Linked DNA regions of Homo sapiens: region 2 is linked to region 1. Evidence: chromatin contacts called from ENCODE Hi-C data. All regions are on one chromosome and are shown on one strand. The core of a region is the stretch at or near the end of the contact, and the rest is flanking DNA. Distances in the headings are between cores, read along the strand shown. Region 1 overlaps ITGB5 (integrin subunit beta 5). Region 2 holds the start of HEG1 (heart development protein with EGF like domains 1).

What was found. A loop is a pair of places that touch in the nucleus more often than their neighbours do. Pooled maps may share reads with other maps.
Region 2: a map of naive thymus-derived CD4-positive, alpha-beta T cell shows a loop between it and region 1 (6-fold over the local background). The contact joins the promoter of HEG1 here to the enhancer-like site in region 1. A Hi-C loop is called at or near these places in 2 of 168 maps with a recorded cell type or tissue (Caco-2 and naive thymus-derived CD4-positive, alpha-beta T cell) and 6 of 50 pooled maps.

What each region holds. Positions count from the first base shown.
Region 1 is chr3:124,832,837-124,839,315 of GRCh38, reverse strand. All of the region lies in intron 5 of ITGB5 (integrin subunit beta 5), which reads left to right. Among named protein-coding and RNA genes, the nearest start is that of ITGB5, 51 kb to the left of the region's middle. RefSeq lists a silencer at 3,580-3,874 and enhancers at 3,837-4,046, 4,287-4,376, 4,741-5,240. Within about 2 kb of position 3,840, at least 29 of the 41 ENCODE cell types and tissues checked have a DNase peak (open chromatin) inside an H3K27ac peak, as active enhancers do.
Region 2 is chr3:125,051,485-125,057,963 of GRCh38, reverse strand. HEG1 (heart development protein with EGF like domains 1) reads left to right here and starts at 1,967. Exons shown (of 17, transcript NM_020733.2): 1 at 1,967-2,389. The coding sequence starts at 2,074. RefSeq lists enhancers at 1,404-1,453, 5,997-6,126 and silencers at 1,704-2,083, 2,164-2,253, 2,314-2,473, 5,807-5,856.

The sequences.
Region 1 (6,479 bases), core at 2,591-5,090:
GAGGCGATGCTAGCAGATTTTCTCAGTTCATTGTCTGGACCTGGTGAATTATTGTTGACGGAGAGGCACTTTGTGAGCAAGTTTCAGGCTTATACCTGTTGAAATTTGCTCTTTATTCCTCACCACGACCTTTGCAAAAGGGAATACCTGGAAAGTTAATGATTGCTCAGAATTATGCAGCCAATGTGCCTCCAGCATCTCTCTTTGCCTTTTCTTTTCCATTGTGCTGTCAGTTTATGTTCAGGTGCATACTAAGCAATTTATTTCTCACTTGACATCACCTACTTATAAAACATGTCATCCTTCCTGGCTCACCACAGCCTTATGGTGACAAAAAATTGGAAGTAGTTTATGGACTACTTTTGGATGAAAGACTACGCAACAGTCATACTACTTAAAATATTTAATGACTTGAGGCTGGGCGCGGTGGCTCACGCCTGTAATCCTAGCACTTTGAGAGGCTGAGGCGGGCAGATCATGAGGTCAGGAGATCGAGACCATCCTGGCTAACGCGGTGAAACCCCGTCTCTACTAAAAATACAAAAAATTAGCCGGGCGTGGTGGCAGGCGCCTGTAGTCCCAGCTACTCGGGAGGCTGAGGCAGGAGAATGGTGTGAACCCCGGAGGCGGAGCTTTCAGTGAACCGAGATCATGCCACTGCACTCCAGCCTGGGCAACAGAGCAAGACTCTGTCTCAAAAAAAAAAAAATTTTAATGACTTGAATAATATGTAAGGTATTAGTATCAGATGGCTTTAATAGTAACTTTGCTCTCTCTTGGCTCCCTCTTCTAGGAAAAATTGTCCTTAGGGAAGATACAACCCAATGTTTTATGTTTTAAGAATTTCCAGAATAATATGTAAGATAAATTAAGATTGGCATGGGAAGCAGGTTATAAAACAATATGGACAGTATACTTCTGTTTTGCAAACAAAAGAAAGAAAAAATGTGGAAAAGATTGGAAATGGAACAAAATGGTAACAGTGGTTGTCTCAGGTGACAAGATTATATTTTTCTGATAGGTGATAGGCTTATTTTCTTCTTTGGCTTTTTGTTTAATATTTACCTAAATTTCCACAGTGAATAAGTATGATTTCTTTTTTTTTTTTTTTATTCTGGAACAGTTTCAGAATAAAGAATAGTGAAATGAAACCCCATGTACTCATTGTTCGTCTTTAATGATTACTAACTCATGACCAGTCTTGTTGCATTTGTATTCCCAACCACACCCATATTTGAAGCAGATCTTGGCTATCATTTGTAAGTCCTAAGTATCCCTTACTTTGTTTACTGAATGCTGTGTCTCCTCCTGATCTGGCCAGATTAAAGGCCCTTCCACTGAATCCTGCAAACAGTGGAACAGAGGGAGAAGGCCTGGAATCTTGTGCAGTTGGCTCTGTGCGTCATAGGGGCTGGAGTTGGCCAGGCAATTCCCCGGCAGCGCTGCACGCTCTACTTCCCCTGACCCTGTGCCCTGGAGATGGAGCTGATAACAGGCCTATCTCCCAGCGCCACAGGGAGCTCTTTGTCCTGGTTTTATTCTCACTCTGGTTTTATTCTCATTCTTGTTTCCCTGAATGGACTGTTAGTTATCAACTTGTGGGATTTAGGGGTATGGAATATTCACATGTCTGACTTTAAATCCACCTCTGTGGCCTGCTCTTGAAAGATGTTCTTTGCAAAAAGAAGGAAACTACCTGTTTCTATTTAGGATTCATTCCATTTATGATAAGGACCCTGTTTCTATGAATGGAGGTTTTGAGTTGCTTTATTTATCCCCTGCAGGTCACATTGCTGTGAGAGGCCATCTAACAGCATCCACAGCTAAGGGATGCTTCTGTCGTCAAGGCGGGCATTTTTTCTAATGCACTGTTCCTGGCTGGGTTGGAGTTGGAGAATGCCACTGCCTGTAATTTCTTATCTTTACCCAGAGCCTATGATTGAACCTGTTTATACTTTTTTATGGTCAGAATAATGGTTTCTCTGCCAGGACCTTCTAGAAGTTGACTCTAAGTTGTTTGTTCTGAAATTGTGCAGGCGGAAGTGTGATGTGTGGTTCAGACTGGAAATATGGCTGCTTTCCTCTTCTCTCAAAACAGGGCACGCCCTTGGCCTAGGGAGGACAGAGGGTGAGCAGTTGCCTGGAAGCTCTGGGTCCCAAGTTGTCAGTTATCACTTTGCTCTTCTTCATGGCTCTCAGGTTAAAGAAGTTACTTGTACATTTGAGCTTGGCTGGGTACATGCTGGCTGCACAGTATTCTATGTGCTGCTTTTTTTCGTCAGCCAGAAAATAAATCAGTGCAACCCAATGCGTTTCCCTGTTTGTCTCCACTGCTAGAGCCCTGGCACTTATCCTTTGTATTCTTTAGACAGAGTTTCTGTTTTAATCCTGATTCTTTTAATTTTGCCTGTGTTCAATTTTTAAAGCATTTATTTCCTCTCAAAAATAGTTGGATGAGTAAGTCTTAAAGCAAACAAGGTAAATTTATGTATTGAATAAAATTTTTTTGGCAGGAATTGAGACCTTTATTCTTCCCTGGCCAGAATATCTTATCTAAAATGAAGACCACAGCCTCAGAGGAGCCGTGATTCTTGTTGGAGGATCCTTACCAGAATCCTACAGTATATTGGTAGGACTCTGATAAGGGTTGTTCCCATTTTACAGGGGTGGAAACTGAGTATCACAGGGACTAATTGCATTTAGTAAGGAGTAGAACCAGAATGTGAACCAGTTCTGTTGATTTGAAATTCTGTGCCCTTTTTATTACTCAGTGACTGTGTGCTCTGGGAAGTAACAATAATGCACTATTGAGTAAGGGGCACTGCATTTATTTATTTAAAACAATTTTTTTTTCTTTTTCTTTTTTTTTTGAAAGGAGATCTCATTCTATCGCCCAGGCTGGAGTGCTGTGGTGTTATCATGGCTCACTGCAACCTTGCCCAGCTAATTTTTTTGTATTTTTAGTAAAGACATGGTTTGTCCATGTTGGCCAGGCTGGTCTTGAACTTCTGGGCTCAAGTGATCTGCCCACCTCAGCCTCCCAAAATGCTGGGATTATAGGTGTGAGCCACTGCACACAGCCTGTTGAATTTTTTTTTTTTTAATAATACATTCCAAACCTAGGAAGGCACTGAATTTAGAGTCATGTTTTCCTTACTCAAGCTCTGCCTCTTCTGTTATCGGCTGCCTCCATGGAAGCCAGTTGACTTCTCCAGGCCTCAGAGAGCACATCTGGGAGATGCAGGGAGGCATGGGACTGGAGGGAGGTGCTCCAGGTTGCCTTCCATCTGTGCCAGCCAGTGCCACTTCTCGCAGAGGACTTGGTCACAGCCCTGTCTCCTTTGCTCAAGGCCTTTGATTTTGCTTTTTTGTCTCTTCTGGCTCAGGCTTAAGCCTCAGACCCAGTAGAGGCTGCTGCAGACACCTGTAAAATGTGGAAAATTCCCCAGTCCCAGAGTCAGGCACAACTTTGTCAGGGTTTCCTCTTGCTCCCTCCCAGCTCCCAGTTCCTGCAGAATTGACTCGCTTTCTTTTGACTTATTGCCTGATTTCTTTTAGACCTCAGACTTGTGTCACTTTTCCAAGCATGAGTTGAGAAATACAGGAAATTGCCTTTCTTTCCTCAAGGAAGGCATCCCCCCACTCCTCAAACCTCTGCACCACCTGAAGAGAGGGACCCGCCACATGTTCTGCTTCCCAGCTGTCTGCGTTGTCTGTCTCAGCATGTGTGAGCTGCTTCTGCTAGCAGATCGCACCACAGGTTTCCGGGGCTTGATCCAGCGCCAGGCTGCCTGCTCTTCCTGTGCTGCCGTGTCTTTGGGGAAGCACCATTAAAGTATTGGATTTCTCTGGGCATTGCGCATGCAGGTGTGCAGACCCTCTGCCCTGTAGGGTTGTTGTCAGACAGGTGTGGCGCAGCTTCCCCTTGGCTTTCTATGTGGCAGACGGCAGTGGTTTCATGTGCACTTCTGAATCCTTCTACTGTTTTGGTCTCTGAGGCGACATCCCAAGTGCAGGACTCCGTGGTTTCCTGGCTCTGCCTTCTGCTGTGAGCTGTGTTGTGGGCTCCGCAGCCCCACCGACAGCTGCTGTTCTGGGTTGAGCGGTGGGAACTGGCTGAGTCATAACTCAGTATCGTGAACAGGGCACGTGGGAGAGTTTGCGTTTCTTTTTGCCCTCTAGTGTAAACAAGTCACGTGCCTGCCTTGCACCTGTGCTTAGGAGGTGTCTACACGTGCTGGTGGCTCCCTTCACTGACCAAGGCAGGGAATAATCATCCTGGGGAAAGGGTAGGAGGCCCCTTTGATGGCTGGGGCTCTGTTTTCATACCAGGTGAGAATGTCAATTTTTTATTTTAAGTCAGAGGCTCCTTCTTGCTTGGAATGTCCACTGAGCAAAGATGAAAGGAGACAGGAATTTGCTCTTGGGCTCCTGTTGCAAGGCTCTCTGCCTGTGGCCTCTACCTGTGGCCTCTGCATTCCAGCCACAGTGACCTGGAGTGCGTTACTCTGACTCAGGCAAGGCCTTTGCATGTGTTGTTTCCTCTGTTTGGATACTCCATTCCTGTATTCCTGGTTTTCTTTGATACTACTTCCCTGTATTCCTGGTTTGCTTGCTTGCTTCCTTCCTTCCTTCTTTCCTCCCTCCCCTCCCTCCCCTTCCTCCTGTCCGTCCTTCCCTCCCTCCCTCCCTCCCCATCCTTCCCTTCTCTCTCTCTCTTTCCTTCCTTCTTTCCTTCCTTCCTTCCTCCCTCCCTCCCCCCGCTCCCTCCCCTCCCTCCCCTTCCTCGCCTCCCTCCTTCCTTCCCTCCTCTCCCTCCCTCCCTTCCCATCCTTCCCTTCTTTCTCTCTCTCTTTCCTTCCTTCCTTCCTTCTTTCTTTCTTTGTTTCCTTCTTTCTTTCTTTCTTTCAGTAGATTTTATTTTTTATAGCAGTTTTAGGTTCATAGCAAAAATGAATAGAAAATAAAGAATTCCCACAACTTCCCTCTGACCACTGCGCACACAACCTCCCCCACCATCAGCATTCCACATCAGTGTGGTATATTTGTTACAATCAGTGACCCAGTCAGTGTTGACACATCATTATCAACCAGAGTCCATAGTTCACATTAGGGTTCACTCTTGGTTTGTACAGTTCTGTGGGTTTTAACAAATGTACGACAACAGGTAGCCACCATTAAATATCACACAGAGTAGCTTCCCTGCCCCGGAAGTCCCTGTGCTCCACTTGTCCATTCCTGCTTCCTCCCCCGGAATCTGTTTTCCTTTTAATGTCTAACCTGTGCCTGTTTGTGTTTCAGATTTCAGCTTCACTGTCTGTTTGTCAGAGAAGCCCTCCCTGGTGGACTTCCCTGAGTAGGTCAGGATGCCCTGGCTCCAGGCAAGCCCTTAATCACTTCTGTCCTAGTTATCATCTTATTTTTATTTATTTGAAGCATTCCTGGAATGCCTGCCTCCCTTTGAGATAGTAAACTCCCTGAAGGCAGGGACTATGTCTTTTTTCTTATGACTATATTCCCAGCACCAGACACTGCTGGGCACATAACAGATGCTTGTTAAACATCTGGGAACAAAGGCTTCATTCTCACAGGTGCCTTTATGCTTCTGAAGTTCAGGAATACCAGGTTCTTCTGGCCCCAAGCTTGTCCCATCCTGGATGGGACTTCCACCCTCCCATCCACCAGGCTGCCTCCATGGAATTTACAGTGCTTCATGCAAATTCATTAAAGCAGAACCAGAAGTACTATTACTTGGTAATACTTTTCCATTCAGAAAGCATTTATTGGCTGTCCAATAAATGCTCAGTGGCAGGTATGGTGGAGAAAATTAAAGATAGATGAGAAGTCTCTATCCTCTGGGATTTGATTTGAGCCTGCAGATCCATTAGAAGGGAAATAAAACAACCTGTTTGGAAACATTAGATTGAACCATATAAAATTATTGATATTTATTGATGATATTTGTTATTTGCCTATTGATGTTTTTCCTGCAAAAATGGAAAATTCATATGGTTCAACCTTCTTCATTCCAAAATGTTCTATAATTCAGATTGGACTGTGTCACAGAGTACAGATTAGAAATGTCATCCTGCACATTGCTGGGATTTGAGCTCAAGAGGAATGTCTGTATCCTGAGTCATAGGCCAAGATTTCTTTTTCCCAAGGAAAGAAATGCTACACTTTTGGCCTCATTAAGTTTAGCCACAGAACAGATTTTTTTAAAAAAGATATTTCATTGCAAACAGTGGATGGAAGTAGGAAAAACAAACTAAAAAGAATGTGTATATTGTTTTAAAGGGATGGAAATATGCCTGAATGTCAACATGATTCGGGAAACCAATCACAGAGACCCTCTAACCTTGTTTTCCCTTATGTGCTGTGGAGACTCCTCTGTCCCCAAGCTCAGATCTACTGTGGGAGCTGCCCACTGGCTGCCCAGGTCAGTCCCCTTTCCTTCCTCATTCCTGCCTTGAAACCTG
Region 2 (6,479 bases), core at 718-3,217, 220 kb before region 1:
GTCATTTCTCTTAGAAGGCAGAGAGAAGATTAGAGAGAGATAAACCTGTGGTACTTAAAGTGGGGTGGGATTGGGGGGTGGGGGAGGATTGGGGGGAGGTGGCAGGTACATGTTTACTCCTTGGGTCTTAGTAGAGAAGGCAGATTATCTCATAGGATCCCTGAATCCACACGAGAAGCCTGTAAGGGCCATTCTACCCTTAAACCTTTCCACTTGCCTGGGAGTGCAACCAGTACTATGTGACATGGTCTCCTTGGAGGGGAGGGAGTGGCAGTGACCAGAACCTCTGAGCACAGTCCTAGTCTGTTGGGGCTTGTCTGGCTGGGTCTGGGCAGCTGTGCAGTCCTGCCTGTTAATGTGAGAGCAGCATCCAGAGAAGTTAAGCTCAGGCCATGGGAGCAAACCAAGTCAGTTTCAGGGAGATTACTGTTTGGTACTTTCTTGGAGAGACCTGGAAGTTCTGTGTTAGAGCCCTGGAAAGCTGGTTTGTTTAAAAACAAAACAAAATAAAACCAAATCTTTACTCCTCATTCTCTCATTTAAGGTGAGTTTGTTTATACACAGCCTCCTTTATGTTTTTCTGCCAAATGACTCACTTGTACTGAGTCACCAGAAAGTGGGCCTAGGCCCATCTGCAGCTGCCCTGGACACTACGATCTCATTCTCCTGGAGGTGGGTCATGGAGATCTGGAGACAGAGAAAAAGAGAAGAGCAGAGAAATAGGATGGAGAGCCAGGCCTGACAGTGAGGTGCATACTCATATTTTCACGAGCATTTGGTTGTCAGACAGGGGCCCCCAACAGAACTCGCAAGAACCCCAAGGAGCTGCAACATTTGTTTCTGTTGCAATACTATTTGTTTCCGTTTGCGAATTATTGCAAACTCTGAATTAGGAGACCAGAATTAATAATATCACATGGTCATTCACAGATCAATCATTTCGTCTTCGGGTCTACCTTCAGAATCTTGAGCAAGTTATTTTCCCATTTGAGCCCCTCTTTCTTCACTTAATGAGGTGGCTTACAGTCCTAAACTTTAGACAGTTTATTATTCATTTACTGGGGAGGGAGAGGTTATGGAAACAAATGGAACTTTATTGACCAAGAAAATTTGTTTACATGAAATCTTTGAATCTTTCCCCATAGGTTTCCATTTAAAATTCTGTGTTCTCTGGGCATCATTTGGTTTAATTTGCGATCTGCAGTTCTTTTCCTGATGATGAGTTTGCCCTAGCCTGCCTGAATTCACAGTTTTCTTTTCCCTGCAGCCTGTTTGGGTGTCCTCGCGGTGACATCTCTGCAGAACTCTGGTGTGAGCCAAAGGCAGTGGTCGGATGGGAACGGCATCCAAGCTTGAGAGGGCGTGGGGGATACTCGGATTCTCGCGTTGGCCGGAGGGTGAGGTGTTAGGTTTGGCAAACACGAGCTCATCACCAGCCCTGGGGCCTGAAGAAGGGGAGGTGGGGGTGGGAGTGGGGACACTTCAAATCAATAACGGCGGTGACAGCGCGGGCTGGGTACCAGGGGACCGTTCCCTTTCTCTCTCCTATCAAAGCACTTGGGATAATCTAGTCTGGTGCTAATCACATTACCCAGGACCTGCTTTTCACCTACTTCTTGTGCGTTTAAGGAGTTGGGTAGGTGGTGCCCGATTCAGAAGACTCTGGAGCATGTGTGTGACAAAAGTTGCAGCACCGTGGCTCCGCTGACCTCATCCCGCTGTCCCGGGCCGGGCCGCTCTCCAGGCGCCCGGCCCCAGCCCCCTTCCTGCCCTCTCCCCGCCTCCGGGCCCGCCGCGCGGGGCCGGTGATGTCAACTGAGGAGGAGCCGCCCGCCAGCCAGCGACCCGCCCGGGCTAATTAGCATGTAGCGGCGCCGCGGGCCGCCTCCGCCCAGCCAGCCCGGCCCCCGGCAGCCCTCCCGCGGCTCCCGATAACTTTTGAGGCGGGGAGCGCGCTCGCAGCCTCACTCCGCTCACTTCCCCGGCCCCGCGCGGCCCCCGCCGCCCGCTGCCCGCTGCCCGCTGCCCTCGCCCCGCGCGCCGGGCATGTGAGCGCGGGCGGGCGCCGTCACCATGGCCTCGCCGCGCGCCTCGCGGTGGCCGCCGCCGCTCCTGCTGCTGTTGCTGCCGCTGCTGCTGCTGCCGCCGGCGGCCCCCGGGACGCGGGACCCGCCGCCTTCCCCGGCTCGCCGCGCGCTGAGCCTGGCGCCCCTCGCGGGAGCGGGGCTGGAGCTGCAGCTGGAGCGCCGCCCGGAGCGCGAGCCGCCGCCCACGCCGCCCCGGGAGCGCCGCGGGCCCGCGACCCCCGGCCCCAGCTACAGGGCCCCTGAGCCAGGCGCCGCGACACAGCGGGGACCCTCCGGCCGGGCCCCCAGAGGCGGGAGCGCGGGTGAGTGAGAGCCGGGAACCTGGCGCCTGGCCAGTCTGTGCTGGGGGCGTGGGCGCGCCCCGGGCTGCATCCCCAGCCGTAGGCCCCTCCGCGCGGCGCGACCCAGGGTGGGGGCTCCTCGCCCGGCGTGTGCGGGACCCTGAGGGTCGGCGGGTAGGGAGGGACGCTTTCGCAGTTGGCTGGACTGAGGGGTGTGACTATCCCGTTCTCCTCCAACCCTTTGGAAGAAAACTTATTTCCTATGGGGTACCCTGTATCTCTTCCACCCCACTTTAAAAAAAATGGAAAGGAAAGGGAAAAAGACTGCAAAGCATCTCTCCCACCTCCGATATCTGGCCAGCCGGTCCCCAGTTTCATTTTTTCCGCTATACAGAACTGGCCTCTCCAGGTACAGGGCTCGACTTTCTCATCTAAATAACTGATTTTTAAGGGGTTCTAGGACGGGATATTGTAAAGGACAAAGGATGTACGTAGTTTGAAACAAAACGCTCTACTGGTTCGACTTAAAAGCAAAGGAACGCGGTTGGGGTTGCATGGTTGAACCCCTGCAAGGCACAGGCTGATACAGGACCATCCCTGAGCCTCCTCCCTCCCCTTTCCTTTCCCAATGAACTGTTGCTCCGTGGTAGCCACCGCCTGTCCCACGCAGAGAGAAGGAACTGACCTCTTCTCCCTGCTACCTTTGTGTCCAGTTCTTTCTTATGATCTGGAAAAATATGCCACATACTGAGTGGAATTCTAACCATAATACCATTATGACCTTGGGACTGCTGTCTCTTTGCGCTCACTTTCTCCATCTGTGAAATGAAAGTGATGATCCCTGTTCCTTCTAGCCTCCTAGTGATGATGTGACAAAATGAAAGTAAAAATAAATGGAAAGTGCTTTGAACAAAGTCAGCAACGTGGTGGTGTTAGCCTTTGCCTTCCTGTGAGTGACACAGGGCATATGCTCTGTCCGGGCTATTCAAATAAGCTGGGTTGCTTGCAACACTGGACATTGATTTGGAGTTTCCCTGAAAGTTGAGTTTTTTGTCTGCATAATTGACAATTCATTTAAGTTTCTCATCTCATGCAGACTTTCTGGCACGTGAATTAGCTTGCTTCCTCCAACCTAGAGGTGCTTCTTAGAGTTAAATAAGAAAAAGTTTGGATTTTTAAAAATCAAGTTCTCCTGTAAAAACTCAATTTCATATTCAACAGTATTCCCATTATCGCAAAATGCCTTATTTTGTGAATTTTTAAATCACTGGCATAAGATTGAGAAACCGAGGAACAGTAAGAAAAGGGAGAGGAGAGATAAGCTTCTGAAGACGTGTAGGAGACACATCCCGGAGTGACTGTGACTTTAGATTACTTACAGCATACGCTGTTTTGCTAACTTCCACGGGAAGGAATCAAGAACATAAAACAACATATTTCCCGACTTTCTCCAACTAGGAAAGTAACTGAGGAACACTGTGTAGTATTTTGTGAGTTTTTCTAAACAGAAGGTGAACTGCAGAGAACTGAGAACATTTCAGAGGAGACACCCAAGAGCCGAAGGCAGATTTCTCTGGGTAGTAGTCAGGCTGTCTTAGCTGAATGGCCTCCATCTTGTTAGGGGATAGGTGGGAGGGACACTGACTTGCAGGGGCCCTGGCTGGATGGGGCAGGCACATGAGTCTCTTTCCTTCTCTTAGGGGCGGGATCTCTAGAGAGAGGTAGGTATTACAGGTATTACAGAGAGGTAGGGACAGTGGAGGCAGCTAGCTTAGAGGACTCAGCTGGTAAGAATTGGGGCCTTATGTGACCCAAACATCCCTCACAGGTGTGGCAGGTAACACTGCTGGTCTTGGTTTTGTGGCTTTCCCAGTTTGATTCCTTTGCAGAGGTGAGTGATGGAGGCTTCAGGTATATGAGGTACTGGAAGGAATACATGTGAGAATCCCAGAAAGCAGCGAGAGAGTAGTTGGAATAGTGTACACCTTCTCTTACCTAGGTAGGTTCTCTTGGTCTCCTGGTGCCCCACAGACACCACCCAAGGAGTGCCTCCTCTTCAGTGGCTCAAAGGCCCAATCTCTGAAGGGATGTTAGGAAGGTGCGATTAGAAGAGATGAAATGAACACCTGTTGAAGCTGCTAGAAGCTACTCATATGGCCAAGGATCTAGGCATGACCTGTGCTTTTTTTTCTGGTAGTGGCTCAAACAGTATCATTTAGGGGTAAAAAAGAAACAACACATAAGAAAACCAGTGTTCAGTGATTTCAGTGAGTCTGAGTTTTCTGATAACCAGGATTGGGAGCCTTTTGGATGGGTCCTCCTGTATCACTAGATGCTATCACTCATTTCACAAGGCAGCAAGGTCTCAATGCTGAGAGGGCCTCCACAGGTCCTCCAGTCTGCAATGTGTCCCATGCAAATGTCTGCCCCTCCAGCACCCCTGACAGATGGTCATCCCGGCTCTCCCTCAGCATTTTTGTGTTTGGGGAGGCACCATGCTACTGTCACTAACAAGCCCTGAGTCTTACAAGTAACGTGCTCCATTTGGTTGTTGGAGAAGCTTCCTGCAGGCCTTTCGTGCCATGGGGATGCTGGTAGTCAGGGCCTGGCCCCTGGGACTTCCAAATACACTGATGTCAGCAGCAAGGGCCACAGATGTCCTTTTCTTCCCTGTGGGCCATTTCCAGCTCTTCTCTTCCTGGCAGAGTTCAACTTCTCACTGCTGAGTAACCGCGTTTGCATTCCATTATGTGGATTGTTTGCCTGTATTAGACTGTAAGTCCCTGGAGAGCAGCTCCCTGTTTATATAGCCATTGTTAAGCTTTTGCACCCACCCGTCACCCTGCTGGCTGTTCAGCTGATGTTTATTGCTGGTGTTTCAGCCAGTGGTGACAAGATGCTGAGACCTAGAGGTTTTCTTTTTCTGCGTGTGTTTTTCTACCACTCAGGACTTCCGAGCCACAGTTCTAAGCTGAATGCAAAGTTTATATGCCTTAATTTTGTGATCCATATGCTATGCTTTAATTGTGAGATCTGCAGATGAGAGGGAGAGAAGGCTTAAATCATAATGAAAATCAATGCAGAAGGAAAGAACTTTCCCACCCAAAGGGGAAATGACGCTGAGTAGCTGAGCAGCCAGCCCGAGAAACAATAATCTTAGAAAAATGCAGCTCCCTGGAGGAAAGGAAGCGCTTTGAGCTGAGCCCCGTCTGAGCTGTTAAATAGCTGTCGCCTGAATTGCTCTAACTTTGTGGGCCAACTTCGTCATTTAGCTTGGCTGCTGGGAGAACCATTACAAGGTGCAGCGGGCAAGAGACAGCCCCTCAGGGAGGGGAGAGTGGCTTCCCTCCAGAAGGCGGCTACCTCACTCCTGGCGGAGGCTTGGGGGTGGTGGTAGTGGGGATTCCTGAGAAGCCTGTTTGCTTTGATGGAGGGTGTCCCAAATAGAAGGGGGGGAGGCGGGAGGGGGCAAGGGACTCTCCGTGGTGCATGAGTGTTTAAAAGCCACATCCTTTTTACCTTGCAAGAACCCTTTTATTGCTTTCCTCAGCCTGTGTGCACATGCTGAACTGTTATGTTTTGCCAGAGACCCGAATGGTGTGGACTGAGGGAGACTGAAAGGTATTTGCTGCCCAGCTGGGCAGTTTCTGCATCCTTGTCCTGGAGGCTGGGGAAGGAGCCTCTGCCCTCCTGGTGATCCCTCCTGCCTTCCAGCAGCCCCGCCCAGCTGGCTGAAAACAGTGTTCCTGAATTTAACTTGTCCTTGTCCAGAGACACTCAGAAAGAAAGCAAAGAACAGATGGCAGTTGTGGTTTTGTTAGCCACTTACTGCCTTCTTCAGTGGCTTCCCTCTGTCTCCAGCGTCCTTTTTGTATGAATGGGAGGTTTCAGCTGCAGTAAATATTCTCTTCCAAGAATCCTGGGGAGGCAACAAGGAAGGAAACTAGTTTTGGGGTCTGACTTTTGACTCCCTGGCCTTTGAACACGTATGTGTGGTCGGCGCCTTCACACTCCTTATCCATTTAATCCTCAAAACAAGCCCGTGAGGGATGTTATTTGCCTTTTACAGTTCTGGAAACAGTAGCCTGGAGAGGTTAGATCACACGGTAAA